Regions from separate parts of the Homo sapiens genome. Here region 1 is linked to region 2. A link is a loop called in an ENCODE intact Hi-C map of the cell type or tissue named here. Cell type or tissue: PC-3. All regions are shown on one strand.

Region 1 (8,000 bases), 53 kb before region 2:
GGCCCACGGTGACTGCTTTTCAGAGGGAAAGGAGGAGGAAAGAAGGACAAAGGGGCCGCACAGCTGTGTCAGTTCCACCTAAGCACCCTCCCCAAAGACCCTCTCAGTCCTTCTGCTCACAGCTCATCAGCTTGAACTTTGTCTGGTCCCTCTTAGCTGCAGGAGAAGTTAGGAATAATAGCCTTTTAGTTTGTTTGGCAAATTGTTTTCCTAATAAAACTGAGTCTCTGTTTCGAAGAAAGAGACAAGAATGAAAACCGCGTGTACACGAACAAAGCTCTCTCCCTACCCTAAACTCCAAGCTGAAGGAGGCAGGAGGGATTGACTTCTTTTCGGCTGAATTGGGCATTCCTTCACCTACCACGGCCTCTCTTTTCTTGGTGATTATTCATTCTCGGAGAGGGGACAAAAGCCGTGATTCCAAACTAAGACATTGGAGTGGGAAACCCGCTTTCAGTTCCTCAGCAGAATGATGAGAACCTCTGTGTCGTCTTTCATCTGTCTGCGCATTGGCAGAAGGTCTGAGAAAACCCTCTTTTATATCCTAAATGGAAGAGCGGAGGTGGAGGATTGTGGAGAATTTTGGGCAAGCAGCATGTTCCTAAACCGGGTCACAATTGAAGCTCTGTAAATGAACGAAGTGGAATGCTTTGACCTCACCATGGCCCCCGGAACACCTTGACCTCTATTGTGAGTATTACAGCAAAAACAGTCCACACAAAATACAACTAATAATGGTTGAAAACTCCACATGGTAAAATTTATCACTGACAAAGAACTGATGAAAGAAAAAAATACTTAAAAAACATTTTGACATGTATTATTTGACCCCGGGCACATGAAAAGGTAGAAAGAATGATTCCAAAAAAACTTAAAAAGAGAGAATATATAGTCAGTAAATTATGTGGACAAATGACTTACATAAAACTTAATTGATCCTGATAACAATTTCAGTTTTCTAAAGTATAAAAAATCAAATTTTAGTAAATTAAAAATAAAAGTGAGTAAACGACTTTGGTTTACTTTCTGTATGTTAAAAAATCAGTGAGTTAAAATATCTTACTGAAGTTTGCTGTCAACAAAATTTTAAACTGTTGATAATAATTCTTTTTTTTTTTTTTTTTTTTTGAGATGGAGTTTTGCTCTTGTTGCCCAGGATGGAGTGCAACGGCACGATCTTGGCTCACTGCAACCTCCACCTCCCGGGTTTAAGCAATTCTCCTGCCTCAGCCTCCCGAGTAGCTGGGATTACAGGCATGCGCCACCACGCCCGGCTAATTTTGTATTTTTAGCAGAGACAGGATTTCACCATGTTGGTCAGGCTGGTCTTGAACTCCTGGCCTCAAGTGATCTGCCCACCTTAGCCTCCCCAAGTGCTGGGATTACAGGCATAAGCCACCACACCCGGCCTGTGTTGACAATAATTTTGATTTCAAAGGTTACTGAGCACAGAATAAAAATATTTTGAGGGATCGAATCTCTCTAAGGTAGTGGCAGGGTCAGAATAGCAGAGTCAAATGGAAGGCAGCACTTGCAAGGCCAAATGGACTTTTGTCATTTTAAATGTGACACAGAGATAATAACTATGTAAGTTAATCCCACAATGAAATTTTTAAGCAGGTTTATTAGTGAGATTACGGTAATAGCCAAATAACCGTTCATATTCCAGGGGTGTAACACTGTATTTCACTGCCCCCTGGCTTTGCTGGTTGTGCACTCAGTTTGGGGAGGCAGTTCTCCCTGTGGTCACTGAGGAACCCTGAATTCTTCCACCTGGTGCCTTCACCATCCCTGGGACTTCAACCCCATCTGCATTCAGCAGAAGAAAGAGAAGAAGCATGGAGAAATACCCGTGGGGGGATTTTATGGGCCTGGACTGGCAGTGGCTCCCATAAGTCCCACTCCCCTTCCCTTGGCAAGAACTGGTCACGTGACTACACATAACACAAGGGAGTCTGGGAAATGTGGTACAGCTGTGTGTGCAGAGAAGGGGAGAATGGATTTTGCTGGACAGCTAGAGTTCTCTGCAACTGTGAGTAACTCATTTGGATTAATTGTGTTTCTCATTTTATTTTGTTTTAAGACAGGGTCTTGCTCTATTACCCAGGCCGAAGTATAGTGATGTAATCATGGCTAACTGCAGCCTGGACCTTCCAGGATTAAATGATCTTCCCACCTTAGCCTCCTGAGTAGCTGGGACCACAGGCACGTGCTACCACACCCAGATAATTTCTTAACTTTTTGTAGAGATAGGATTTCACCATGTTGCCCAGGATGGCCCCCAGCTCCTGGGCTCAAGCAATCCCTCCACCAACTCGACCTCCCAGAGTTCTGGGATTACAAGCACGAGCCACCATGCCTGACCAAACGTGATTCTCAAATGTTTGTTGAGTGTCTACTGTATGCTAGGCCCTGAGCTAACAGCTGGACAGAGAGCTGCACCATAGCCTGAGAGAAGCTCCCAGTCTGCAGAAGGAGATCAGACGTGGTATGAAGTGCTTGCTATCCTAAGAAGGATAAAGTGAAAGTGCTAGAAGGCTAGTGAATTATTCCAGCATAGGAAGCTGCCTGAAGATGACAGCAACTGAGCTCCATTTTTGTAGAGAAACTAGATTTGGCTGGTAGAGGGAGACAGCAGGGGGAGCTACAGAAGCATGTAATTTTTTTTTTTCTTTTTTGAGATGGAGTTTTGCTCTTCTTGCCCAGGCTGGAGTGCAATGGCGCTATCTCGGCTCACCGCAACCTCCGCCTCCCGGGTTCAAGTGATTCTCCTGCCTCAGCCTCCCGAGTAGCTGGGATTACAGGCACGGGCCACCACGCCTGGCTAATTTTGTATTTTTAGTAGAGAGGGGGTTTCTTCATGTTGGTCAGGCTGGTCTCGAACCTACCTCAGGTGATCCGCCCGCCTTGGCCTTCCAAAGTGCTGAGATTACAGGCGTGAGCCACCGTGCCTAGCCCAGAAGCATGTAATTTATGTACAAGTTATGGTAAGGAACGCTAGACGGCAATTAAAGTCAGATTTTCAAAAACATTAAATGGCACGAATAAGTGCTCATACTAAGTGCAAAAGTAACTGGGAATACAGGATCTCCCACTGTTTTTGAAAAAAATCTCTATATCTAAATTAGATGAAAGTATACAACTCTTTTGAGTGATAGTTTTCATTTCTCTGAAATGTTTTATTGTTTATAAAATCAGCCGGGCATGGTGGCTCACGCCTATAATCCCAGCTACTCGGGAGGCTGAAGCAGGAGAACAGCTTGAACCCAGGCAGCGAAAGTTGCGGTGAGCTGAGATCGTGCCACTGCACTCCAGTCTGGGCAGCAGAGTGAGGCTCCGTCTCAAAATAAATAAATAAATAAATAAAATCAGAAGGATTCCATCAATATACTTTGATTGGTTTACTATTATCTTTAAACCAGACGTACATAGCTTTGATGTAAACCAGTTATTCTCAACACTGTCCCACCCCTCACCCTGCTAACGCTGTGAGACTGCAACCTTGTCTCCATTTTCTGTCCTAGAATCCGAAGCCTCATTCAACTGCTCAATTAATACTCCCTGAAATGGTGTACTGGGGAGAGACTTATTTTTTCATAACGTGCAATGACAAAACAAAGACTTCCACTAGGAAGCACCCCCAAAGCACTGAATCTTACACAGTTTGTTTGCGATCTAATCAAAATCCTGAGAAGACACCTTTTATTTTTATTTATTTATTAAAAAAAAAAAAAAACAACACACCGCACTTTTAATGTGATCTTTTGGAGACGAAGTTTTGGAGCCCTGCAGCATTCATGCCATTTTCTATATGGCCACCAGAGGGCAGTGTGTGTGCGACTGCTTTTGACGATGATATTGCCCATTTCAATAGTTGTCCAAGCTGGCCTTCTTCAGAATGTGTTCATGACCTTAGGGAATTCCTCTTTCTTTTCTGTTTTTTTGATACAGGGTCTCGCTCTGTCACTCAGGCTGGAGTGCATGGCATGATCATAGCCTACTGTAACCTCAAACTCCTGGGCTCGAGCAACTTTCACCGCCCCCTGCCCTTAGCCTCCCTAGTAGCTAGGACTACAGGTATGCACCACCACACCTAGCTAGCTTTTAAAATTTTTTGGAGAGACAGAGTCTTGCTATGTTGCTCAGGCTGGTCTTGAACTCCTGGCCTCAAGTGATTCTCCAGACTTAGCCTCCCAAAGCACTGGGATTACATACAGGTGTGAGCCACTGCACCTGACTGAGAATGTCTTCAATAAACTTTTTTTTATATCTCTATTATCATTTGGAAGCTAATGAAAATTCCCTATAAGGAACAAATATAAGATAATCCTCTGACTGGAAATGTACCTTGAGACAAAGGCAGCCATGGACAATTGCGTCTAACCCCAGACCTGTGTCCAGATCTGCCGCTCTCTTCTCCATCCATTCATTCTACAAACCTCTGTCTCTACAAAATATCTTTCGACAATTGGACGTAATGTACTAGAGACACTTTCCAATCACAGCAACCCCTTCTTTGTGATATGAATCTTTTGGTAACAGGGGTCTTCCTCATAAGAGAGTAGAATATGAAATAAAGGAAGACCAAATAAAGGAAATTGGCAGGAGGTCTCAGTGGAAGTCTGTCCAGAGGGGAAATCTCATGTTAGCATAGCAAAAATCCATTATACATTGTCTGCTATCTCCAACGCAGTGAGTTTCCACTTTCCCTCTAAAAGTTTGCTAAAATCCTTTATATTCTAAGAACATCACGTTATAATAACAAAAGTAGTCATAACAATTTTAAGAAAAAGACAAAATTACTACTTTAATCACCAGATGCTCCAGCTTCTACAGTTCATCCCTCAGTATTCTATCATAATCATTGGTCAGCCTCACAAGATATTAATTTGAGAGGAGTAATTCTACACCTTGGTTCTGACCATATACCAGAGTTTCTTAGCCCAGTACCTGGCCAAGGAGAGGTGCCTTAGAATACCCAGCAAATGAACTTGGGACACAAGATCTGACAGGTTGGAGAAGAGCATTTGACATTGGGACTCTCATTTAAAACAGCTCAGATATGAGGTCACCATAAACATACTACTTGATAACCTGACAGGCTCTTTAAACCTGATTGTCCTTCCACAGCAACCCCCAGCTTGGACCTACCTGGCCCCAGGTATTTCCCAGAATCACCCCCTGCTTTGACTTCTCTTGCTTACTTTGGTCTCCCTTGTGTCCTACTGGGTGGTTCTTCACTCTACGTCTCCGAGGACACCTCTGACACCCTTGGATACCCTAATGAATCTCCCATTTCTGGCCGACCTGCCATCACCTGCAGCTGGTTCTACACTTGACTTTGATTGCAGTATCATCCACACTCCGGTTAGAAGACACTCCCAGCATGCCGAGCCCAGGAGCCCACAGGAGCCAAAGAAGGCCCCCTCCCAATCTATTCCAACATCCGCATTAGGGATAGGGGATTCAAATGTCTACAGATACGTTGGGAAGAAAAGGGTCTCATGCCATCTTACTTAGAAAATGATTCCCTATTTCCGATAAGTTACTACACAATTGTGTGATTTATTTGTTCTCCTTCATGCAATAAGAGAACTTGGTATAAACAAAAAAAGTTCGATGTCCTAATACAATTAAAGAATATCTTAACAATGTGAATATTTCTTTCCTATTTCTTTTCTTTCTTTTGTTTATGATCTTATTAAAAAATGGGAATGTGATACCCTGTCTCTACTAAAAATACAACAAAATTAGCCGGGCGTGGTGGCGAGCGCCTGCAGTCCCAGCTACTCGGGAGGCTGAGGCAGGAGAATGGCGTGAATCCGGGAGGCAGAGCTCGCAGTGAGCCGAAATCGTGCCACTGCACTCCAGCCTGGGCGACAGAGCAAAACTCCGTCTCAAAAAAATACGGGACTTAAAGTAAAGCTATATCTGCTTTCTAGGGATGGCTAGAATGGGAACGTTCTGTTACTTGTTTGTTTGCCTTTACAAATATTTTTAGTTCAGTAGGAACCATAGAATTCAGTGGGTCACATCCTTGCATTTTGCAGGTGAGGCAGCTAAGGCCCAGAGAGAGGGTGTGTCTTCCCTAATGCTCATGGTCACCAATTCCTCCACCTACCTGCAGAAAATAAATAGGATCTTATTACACCCAGTATCTCCAGATTCTAGGCCAGTGCGTTTAAATAGTAGGCATCCAGTAAATCAAGTTAATTGAATTATAACTTAACTCGGAGGACTTGCCTTCCCCGCCCTGTCTGCCCCTGAGTGCCTGGTGCTGGCTTTGACCCTAACTAGATATTAAACAGGAGGAGTGGTATGGGGTAAAGTTTGGAACAACACGTTTTCCTTTAGTGTATAAAAATTCTATGATTTCCAAATGTATGAAAACGTTGATTGAAACAACTTCTCTCCCTGAGATCAAAGCTATCTCTCCCTCCCTCTCTCTCTCTCTCTCTCTCTCTCTCTATCTATCTATCTATCTATGTGTTGCATTGTTTTATTTATGTATCTTCTCAGCCCTTTTGCGTAAGGGATGGGGAAGAGCTGTTTGTGATGAGAAAAGAATAACTGCATTGAGTTAATTCTATGACTCATGTTTTTCACACTTTTACACATATCTGGAATTGACAATATCTTAAAACACTGGTGTCTCCATGGAGTCGTGGTGCGGTTATCATTGCCTGAGAATATGTGTCTTTGGTTGTTATTACTGCGGACCTGTCTGGATGATGGCAACCACTTAATGTCTGAGTCAACAAATTATGGACACAATTGCAGAAAGAAGTCAATGTTCTGGTTGTCTGAAATTATCTTTGACATCTGATAAAATCAAGACAGGCCCAGTAGTAAAACTTGCAGACTTAGTATATAATCCAAGAAGAAAACTCCAGCAACTAAACTGTGGCACGCTTTTAAGAGCGGCTGCATTCCCAGGGTTCTGTAGAACATTGAGTATTTAGAAAACCCAAAAGGACACCACTGACTGTGAAAAGATGGACACTGAATACCAAAAAGGTTTGAAAATACCTAAGCCTTTTATTTTGCTTGTATTTTCTCCTTTACACATTCATAAGAGGGATATATATTTTAAAATCCATGTGTAAAGACTCCAAAAGCTCTGTGTATACACTAAATGTGTAACGATTTTGATGACTAAAAAGCATTAGGTTCTGTAAACCTAAAACTGTTGTAATATAGTTTTTTTTTTAAAAAGAAACATTGGGTAATAGTACAATTGAATAAATGTTTCTTTTTTAGTGATACATAAAGCAATGTTCTTACAGTTGATGATGACTCAGACGCAATGAAATATGGGCATTTCATGCCTGATTCTGAGTCATTTTGCTACTACAGTCAATAGACAATAAGTTCCCCCAAACAAGTGATAGCAATAGCAACTTTTTTGTTTTTATTTTTTATTTTTTGAGACGGAGTCTCGCTCTGTTGACCAGGCTGGAGTGCAGTGGGAGGATCTCAGCTCACTGCAAGCTCCGCCTCCTGGGTTCAAGTGATTCTCCTGCTTCAGCCTCCTGAGTAGCTAAGACTGCAAGTGTGCACCACCACACCTGGCTAATTTTTGCATTTTTAGTAGAGATGGAGTTTCAGCATGTTGGCCAGGCTGGTCTCAAACTGCTGACCTCAGGTGATCCGCCTGCCTCGGCCTCCCAAAGTGCTGGGATTACAGGCATGAGCCACCACACCCAGCCTGATAGCAACTTTTAAAGTTTAATTTTGTTAATGGTTTTAGGGAAAAAAAAATCTGACTCCTCACTTATTTTTGCACCAAATGAAAAAAGTCATAATAAAAGGAAAACTACGAAGTTATAAACTGTTCTGTGACCCAGTAATAAGTATGTGTCTGTGTTTAATGACTTTCCATACTCAGAAGTCACATTGCGTATTTGTTTACCATAAAGAAAGCAGATCTTGGCTGGGTGCGGTGGCTCACACCTGTAATCCCAGCAGTTTGGGAGGCCGACGTGGGTGGACCACCCGAG
Region 2 (8,000 bases):
GGCCCCTGCACGACCCTGGCCCATGGTTGAAGCAGGTCCCTAGAGAGCTCTCATTTAAAAAGCTGCTGCATTCGTCCTGCTCAGGTGTTAAAAAGGGAGATTTTTCTGACGGAGAGGTTTCTGTGAAGAGGCCACGGCACTAAGGTTTATCAGATTTGTATGTATAACTGACCAAAAGGAAAATTGAAGCTCAGATACCATCACAGTTCAGCCCAACTGGCGATGGACAAAGGCCCTCTGAAGTCTGCTGGTGCGTGGACTGAGAAGAAGAGCAGACTTCCTGCCTTCAATTAATTGGCAAATAATAGCACATTCTGGGTTGCTTCCTTTCTCTGGAACTTAGTCCTGTCTGCATGAGAGAGAAAAGGGTGGATGCTCTGTACGATTCTAAAGATCTGGGGCTTTCACTTGGCCCATGTCCATGTCTACTTCTAATTGTCCCCATGCCTCAGTTTCTCTTAGGTAAACTACCCCCCGGCTCAAACCCATGTACCTAAGTGAGGCTGACACACTTCCTGGCTACAGGAGACAGAGTCTACGTGAGATCAGATATTGGAGGAACCACTGGTGACTTTCCCATGTGCTGTGCAGGGGAGCTTCAGGGATGCACTGTCTGCAGCCCACACTGGCCCAGTGGGCGTGCCCACCATGAACATGAGGCCCAGTGGCCCTGCGCTTGGTCCACCTGTGTCCTTCCCAGGAAAAGAGTCTGTGTGGGCCCTGAAGCCCCTCTCTGCCTCACCCTGTCAGGGTGAAGGGAATAACACTGTCCATGCTAAGCTCCTATCTACACAGTTCCAGTCCACCCGCCATTGGACATTTGGGAACCTGAGTCCCAGAGACAAGCAGAGACTGGTGAGGGTATAGGACGTGGGCATGTCCAGAAAATAATGGATTCCCACCTCCTAGGCCAGGGCTCAACCATCTCACATGGGGTTCCCTAAGAGACTGGGGACCCCTCCCTAGCCTTCCTATGTGGGCCCTGTACCTCTTAGCAACCCCATGGGTATGCACCCACATGCTTGATGATCACAGCGCTGAAGTAAGAGGAAAAGTGGACCCTGGGGAGGTAACAAGGGAAAAGTAAGAAAAGGCTGGAGGCATCTCTGCACTCTTCTAGCACCATGACCAGGACCATGGCCTGGGAAGGAAAGAGATGCCAGGATGCTGGCCTGGGGGAGCTGTAAGGTACCCGGGGGTCTGCCTGGTCTGAGACCATCTCACAGCAGTCAGAAGCAGATGGTACTTGGGGTTCTATGTCCACCATACTGGGCACCTTCAACTGAGACAAGACCTCCTAGGGTGAGGAGGGCTACAGGCAAGAGGGCCTCAGTTTACCTCCTTACATATTGTGATGCTATGGGTTGGTCACCCCAAGGTGACACTTTAGAAAGTGTCTATGGCTCCAGGTTCCCTGTAGATGACTTACTGAACTCCGTGGTCCTTGGAAAATGCTTTCTACTTCCTCAGAGTCTTTTGCAGCAGAGTGAATCAGAGAGAGACTGGAGGACTGAGATGTGGGGTAAGGAAGAACATGGCAGAGCACTGAACTACTCATCTTGAATAAGGCAAAGACCATCTGTTAGAGCCTTCAGTCCTCACTGGAAATGAACCCATAGTCACTGCCCTGGCTGTGGTGAAGTGGCCTCATGAGTGAACTGGACCCCAGAGCTATTGCTGGCAATAGGGGGACAAGGAAAGTTTGCGGGGTCCCTCTCAATGCCCTGGATCCTACAGCTCCTGCTCCTTTGTTCCCTGAAACCAGGGAGAGCTGATGCCTTGAAGTCATTCAAACAAAGGTGTGTTGGTTGGTGATTTTTTTCCCTTGGGTGCAGTGCTAGCACCCACCACCAGGGAGGCTGGGTCCACTGTGCTTTGCTGGAGCAACTGGCGACAGGGAGGAGCCACCCAGGGGTCAGTTGGAGCACCCAGGGCCCACTGAAGCAGAGCCGGTGTGTGAGGAGGCCTGGGGGTGGGTTCATGTGAGCCCGTGGGGAGGGGACAGGGCTGGACTGCACAGAGCAGAGCTGCCAGAAGCTGAGGAGCGGACGCAGCAATGAGAAACTCAGCCCAATCATGTGGCCGACTGCAGTCTGGAAGACTTCCTGGGTGTGGAGTTTCTCTGAGTTTCTCAGAAAGGCAGAGGGAAGATTTTTGTCAGTAGAAGGCACATGGAAAGTCAGTCATGTTAGTGATCTTTCCTCCTCTGGCAGCTCCAGAGCCAGCTCCAGTTCAAGCTCAAAAGCCACCTTCAGAGTGTGTGTCAGGGCTAGGTCCACCACCAGCTCCAGCTGCAGCCTTAACCAGCCGCTCTAGGGAAATCTGCAGAGCTGGAAGCAAGAGCAGCAACCACCGTAGCACCAGCTCCCGAGCTCCTTTGCAAGCTCCATCAACAGCTCCAGCTCCAGGGCTAAGGCAGTCCCAGCAAGAGCACCAGATCCAGCCATGCAGCCACTGCAGGCTCTGGCCCCAACTCCAGCTCCAGAGCCCAAGCCAGTTCCAGCTCCAGGTCTTGAGACAACAACAGAACCTGCTGCTGTTTTGTTATAACCATCCTGGTGAGTGTGGAGTGGTATCTCATTGCTGGTTTGATGTTCATTTCCCTGATATCTAAGGTTGCTCATCATCTTTCATGTGCTTATTCACCGATTGAATATTTTCTCTGGAGAAATGTCTATGCAAGTCCTTTGCCCGTTAGTAGTTGGATTGGTTGCGTTTCTGTCCTTGAACTGTAAAAGTTCATTATATTTTCTGGGTACAAAATCTTTATCAGATTTTTCACTTACCAATATTTCCTGACAGTCTTGAGTTGTCTTTATACTCCCTTAAGAGTGTGTTTTGATGCTCAAAAGTTTTTAATTTTGTTGACATACAATTCATCTGTTTTATTTTTTTTTACTGCTAGCGTTTTCAGTGACATGTTTAAGAAGCTCTTGCCAAATTCAAGGTCATAAAGATTTGCTCCTATATTTCCTTCTAAGACTTTGAGTTTTACTTATTAATTTAGTTGTTTCATTTGTTTGCAGTTAAACTTTTACATCTTGATGGATTAAAGTCCAACTTGACTCATTCTTTCTTGCATAATTTTACATATCTGAATGTGTAAAAAGATATACTTTCCAGTTAGTGGATAACCTTCTATTTGTTTCCTGTAGGAAATTTTTATTATTTTTCAAATTATATGAAAGAATAATAGCAAATAAATATTTATTTAGACATTCTGTAAGATGATAAAACGTGTTTTCAATGCTAGCTTGTGGAAATGTTGAGGTGGGGCACTCATTGTCCTAAGCAGTCCTGCACTGCCCTCTGGTGGCCTTTCATTTATGTCTTATCATTGACTTCCAAGGACCTTCTGCCTTTCACAAGGCAGATATTGACATTTTTGCATTTGACTTTGTTTCACTTAGATAACATATTAAATTTGGAGTTTAAAAATGTTTTATATTCTTTAGAAATAAAAATAAAAGTAGAAATGGCTTCAATAAATTAAACTCTAGCTTCGTAATACACTGTTACATATAATCGTATGTAACATGTATTCATACACATGAGCGGTGTGAATCATAATACACCGTTACATATAATTATTCTAGCCTTCCAGAATTCCTCATTATGACTCCATAATACGTTTTGCAATATGAATGGTTTATTTATATTTTATGTTGATCAGTATAAAGTGCTCAAATTCCCAGGTGTGTTAGTATTTAAATTTCTTTAAGGGTTTTTGAAGTATAATCAATTTCACAAAGAACCAATCAATTTAAAATGTACAATTCCATGAGTCTTGAAATATATTCCACAAAACCATCACTGCCATTAAAGAAGTGTACATGTATCCATTACCTCTAAAAGATTGTTCTGATTTCTGTTTAAAAATCCATTGTTAGCTTGATGTACAGATAACTTCCGTTTGTCCCCTCAGATTCACTCTTCACTTAGGGTGGAGGTCATCTGTGCAATGAAGGAACTGCTTGATCTTGCTTCACTGTACAGTTGGGAACCCGTAAGAAAAGACAGATCTAAAGATAGATGTTAAAATAGCCAGGATAGAGTGTTGCCAGGACTGCCCTGGAGGAGACGACTATACGCTGAAAGCTTATGGGACCTTGCAGGTCCATGCTGGCAAAAGCCTGGGCAGCAGGAGTGGGAGTCGGTCCAAGGCGGTGGACCAAGGAGCAAAATAAAGGTCTTGATTGGACTGAATTCATTGACATGAGAGTGCTCTCTATGGATTTGGGTTCCAAGTGTTGGGTTGACCACCTGCTAGTGGTGTTGATATTCTGGCCTTATCATGGCCTCCAGATAATGAGGTCAGAATGCTAAAATGTCCTTGCCACACTGCCGAGGGAGGGAGGAAGGAGTTGGAATGCATAAGGACAGGCATGGTGGGATGGAGCTATGATGTGCAGTCTGCTCAGCCATCCCTAATCTTGCCTGCTGGGAGAAGCAGAGCTCACACTTTTCATCACAGCATTGGCAAGGGAGGCGCCAGCGTCTTTGAAGAGCCCTGTGCATGGCTGTCCTTTACACAGTATGCCACACAGTATGCCACGGGGGCAGGATGGGAATTAGAGAGTGTGACCCACAAGGATACGTGGTGTGGGGTAATTGATCAGGTGTCCTTACAAATGAAACTGATGGATGGCCTACCAAGAAAACAATTCTAGATATGATTGTTGCTACAGTGAGGATTCACTGTCTCTAAACTAGTTATGAAACATAAGCCAGCAATGGCCCGACTCTGAGCTCCTATGCTGAGGAAGAGATTGGAGCCCTTCAAGGAATGGCCCTGCAATGGAGTCTCAGATATGTGCCATGTATCTTTTCCATCAGCTTCCCCAAATGGCCCCAAAGTCAAAGGCAATTACTGCTGTGACCACACTCTGGAAGAAGGGAAACATCTACATGCGTTTTCTGGAGAATTTTGTCTATATGTTCTGAGCATATTTTGAATCCCCAACATCAGAAATGCTGTGTGGCCCATCAGTTGAAGCAGGGGCTTTGGAGGTCTGGGGACAGGAGCTGCCTTGGCCGCAGGTTAAGCTTGTCCAGTGGAACCATGGCCTCCTCCTGTGGTTACTCTCCAGTTCCAGAATGGATAATGGGAATAGGTAGATTTAGCAACTGGTAGAATCTCCACATTTTTTTTTCTGATCCCAAAAATTTTGCTTATTAAGAAAGGAAGGCCCAAGTAGAGGTCCCTAGAACTACACCTTCCTGAGAGGAAACTGAACGCAGCACATCATCCATGGAGGAGACCGAGGGGTGAGCAGTGTCATCAACCCCTTGAGAAATGCAAGTTGGTAATGCCCACTGTTCCTTATTTTCCTTGCCTCTCTGGCTACTGGAAAAGCCAAGTGGTGACTGGGCATGGTGCCTCATGCCTGTAATCACGGCACTTTGGGAGGCTGAGGCAGGCGGATCTCGAGGTCAAGAGTTCAAGAACACCCTGGCCAACATGGTGAAACCCCATCTCTACTAAAAATACAAAAATTAGCCAGGCATGGTGGCGGGCACCTGTAATCCCAGCTACTCGGGAGGTTGAGGCAGGAGAATCGCTTGAATCTGGGAGGCAGAGGTTGCAGTGAGCCGAGGTCGCGCCACTGCACTCCAGCCTGGGCAAGAAAGCAAGACTCCATCTCGGAAAAAAAAAAGCCAAGTGGGTCATGGAGATGGACAGTGAATTTCCACAGACGTAATCAGATGGAGACGGGAACGGGAGCTGTGACTGTTTGTAGGATACCTCGACAGGAGCGATACTTCAGTTACAGTGTCTCGCAGAGGAGCAGGCCCGGGCAGGCTGCTGTTGGGGGAGGGACTGAGAATGGCATGAGACTCCCTGCCTGTTTAAAGGGCAAATTCCTTTAAAGGAAAACAAAAACCAAAAAAGACTATACTACATCAATGGCTAGTGTTTTTTTAAATATGTATATACTGATAGAATTGACCCTCAAAAAGTTCAATCTTTTCTCCTTCTCTCCTTTTAGCAAGATAATTTATTGTATTTTTGTAAGTGCAAGTGGCTCATTTTTAGAGTAACCTTAACAATGTCCTTCAGGAGCCCAAATATCCCACTACTATCATTTTTTTCCTTTAATTTTTTTATTGACACATGATAATTATACATATTTATGGGGAATGCTATATTTTGATACATGCAAACAATGTGTAATAAACAAATCAGGGTAATTAGGATATTCAAAACCTCAAATTTTGGGGCCAGACGCGGTGGCTCACACCTGTAATCCCAGCACTTTGGGAGGCCGAGGCTGGCGGATCACCTCAGGTCAGGAGTTCGAGACCAGCCTGACCAATATGGTGAAACAAAAAATTAGCCAGGCATGGTGGCAGATGACTGTAATCCCAGCTACTCCGGAGGCTGAGGCAGGAGAATCGCTTGAACCCGGGAGGCAGAGGTTTCAGTGTGCTGAGATCATGCCACTGCATCCAGCCTGGGCAACAGAGTGAGACTCTGTCTCAAAATAAATTTAAAAAAAACAAAAAAACCCAAAAAACCCAAAACCTGAAGTTTTGTGATTTCTTCTTCCTTTTTTTTTTATTTTTATTTTTATTTTTATTTAAGCTCAGGGGCACATGTGCCGGTTTGTTACACAGGTAAATTTGTGTCACGGGGGTTGGTTGGACAGATTATTTAATCACCCAGGTACTAAGCCTAGTACCCATTAGTTATTTTTCCTGACCCTCTTCCTTCTCCCACCTGCCACCCTCTGATAGGCCTCAGTTTGTGTTGTTCCCCTCTATGTGTCCATGTGTTCTAATCATTTAGTTCCTGCTTATAAGTGAGAATGTGTGGTGTTTGGTTTTCTGTTCCTGTGTTAGTTTGCTAAGGATAATGGCCTCCAGCTCCATCCATGTCCCTGCAAAGAACATGATCTCGTTCTTTTTTATGGATGCATCCACTACTATCCTTTATTTCCAGTTTTTATAGAGAGGTGAAGATGTTGCTTTTTGAGTTGAGGCTTAAGTGAGATTGCTCTGTGAGCTGATGAGTCATCTGTGCTAATGTTTCCTCCAAGAGAGGCAAATATTGTGGCAGATATAGCTCACTGTTCAGAAGAATTATTTTTCTCTTCTTCCTAAATACCTTGCATTGAATGTGGCCAGGTGACTGCGTTCTAGTCAATGGGATATGAGTAGAAATGATGTGTTGAACTTGGGTTGTGATTTTGAGATGTGGTCATGCCTGCTTTTGCTCTCTTCTTCCTCAGTCTGCTGGCTGAATTCTGATATAATTTAAAAAGTCCGTCCCTGAATCACATGTAGAGAAAAACTGCCTGTCAACCAGAAAAATCTACTTGGGCTGTTATGTGAATGAGTAATAAACTTATTATTATTCACTGTCCTATTGTATTATGACACTGAAATATTGCTTTTGTGGTTAGCATTAATGTAATTAATAGAAATGTCTGGGTGGGTTATATAGAATATCATTAATATCAATGACTTACATAAAATAAACGGTTTTGCTGGATAAACCTTTTGAGCTCCATATGTGTGCCAAGCACCTAAGACAATTAGTGTTTATTCACTCTCCACTGTCGTCTTCCGTGCTAGTAAAATGTCTGATTTTATGTGGGAACACACTGAGAATAAAGTTGACAAGTGGCCTCCATTGTGTGTCATGGGTGTGGCCATGTGACTAAATTATGACCAAGTGGAAATTCTAATCATTAGGACATAATCAGAAGTATCATGTGGTAGATAATGAAATCTTTCCTTAAAAGATAGACACTTTGTGCAGTGTGCCCTTTTCATTTTAGTTCTTTCTCCAGTCTACTCTCTGGAATGCAGGTGTGATGGCTGGAAGGCTGGCTGCTATCCTTAATCATGCAGATGAGTGCCCCTAAGGAGGATGGGGTGGTGGGCTAGAAGGAACTCAGGCAACAATGATTTCATGGATGACCTGTGTTGAGACTTATACATGAGGGAGAAATAGAGAGTGATTTAATTGTAAATCGCTCTTATTTTGGGCTCTG

Evidence for each region. Peaks named below come from ENCODE experiments on the same cell type or tissue, not always from the same donor. Only the 100,000 strongest peaks of a DNase experiment are listed, where the experiment ranks them.
Region 1: a loop joins it to region 2, with 10 times the contacts of the local background. A loop is called at or near these places in 4 of 110 quality-filtered maps.

What each region holds. Positions count from the first base shown.
Region 1 is chr1:240,000,127-240,008,126 of GRCh38, reverse strand. It overlaps the pseudogene RPS7P5. Among named protein-coding and RNA genes, the nearest start is that of FMN2, 88 kb to the left of the region's middle. In PC-3, CTCF peaks have their summits at 2,613 (motif pointing right), 3,622 and 3,824 (motif pointing right); DNase peaks (open chromatin) are centred at 3,826 and 7,316; H3K4me3 peaks cover 397 bases; H3K27ac peaks cover 1,944 bases.
Region 2 is chr1:239,947,023-239,955,022 of GRCh38, reverse strand. It overlaps LOC105373224 (a long non-coding RNA gene), which reads left to right and starts at 2,017. Exons shown (of 3, transcript XR_949315.4): 1 at 2,017-2,558. In PC-3, CTCF peaks have their summits at 1,842 and 3,321 (motif pointing left); a DNase peak (open chromatin) is centred at 3,302.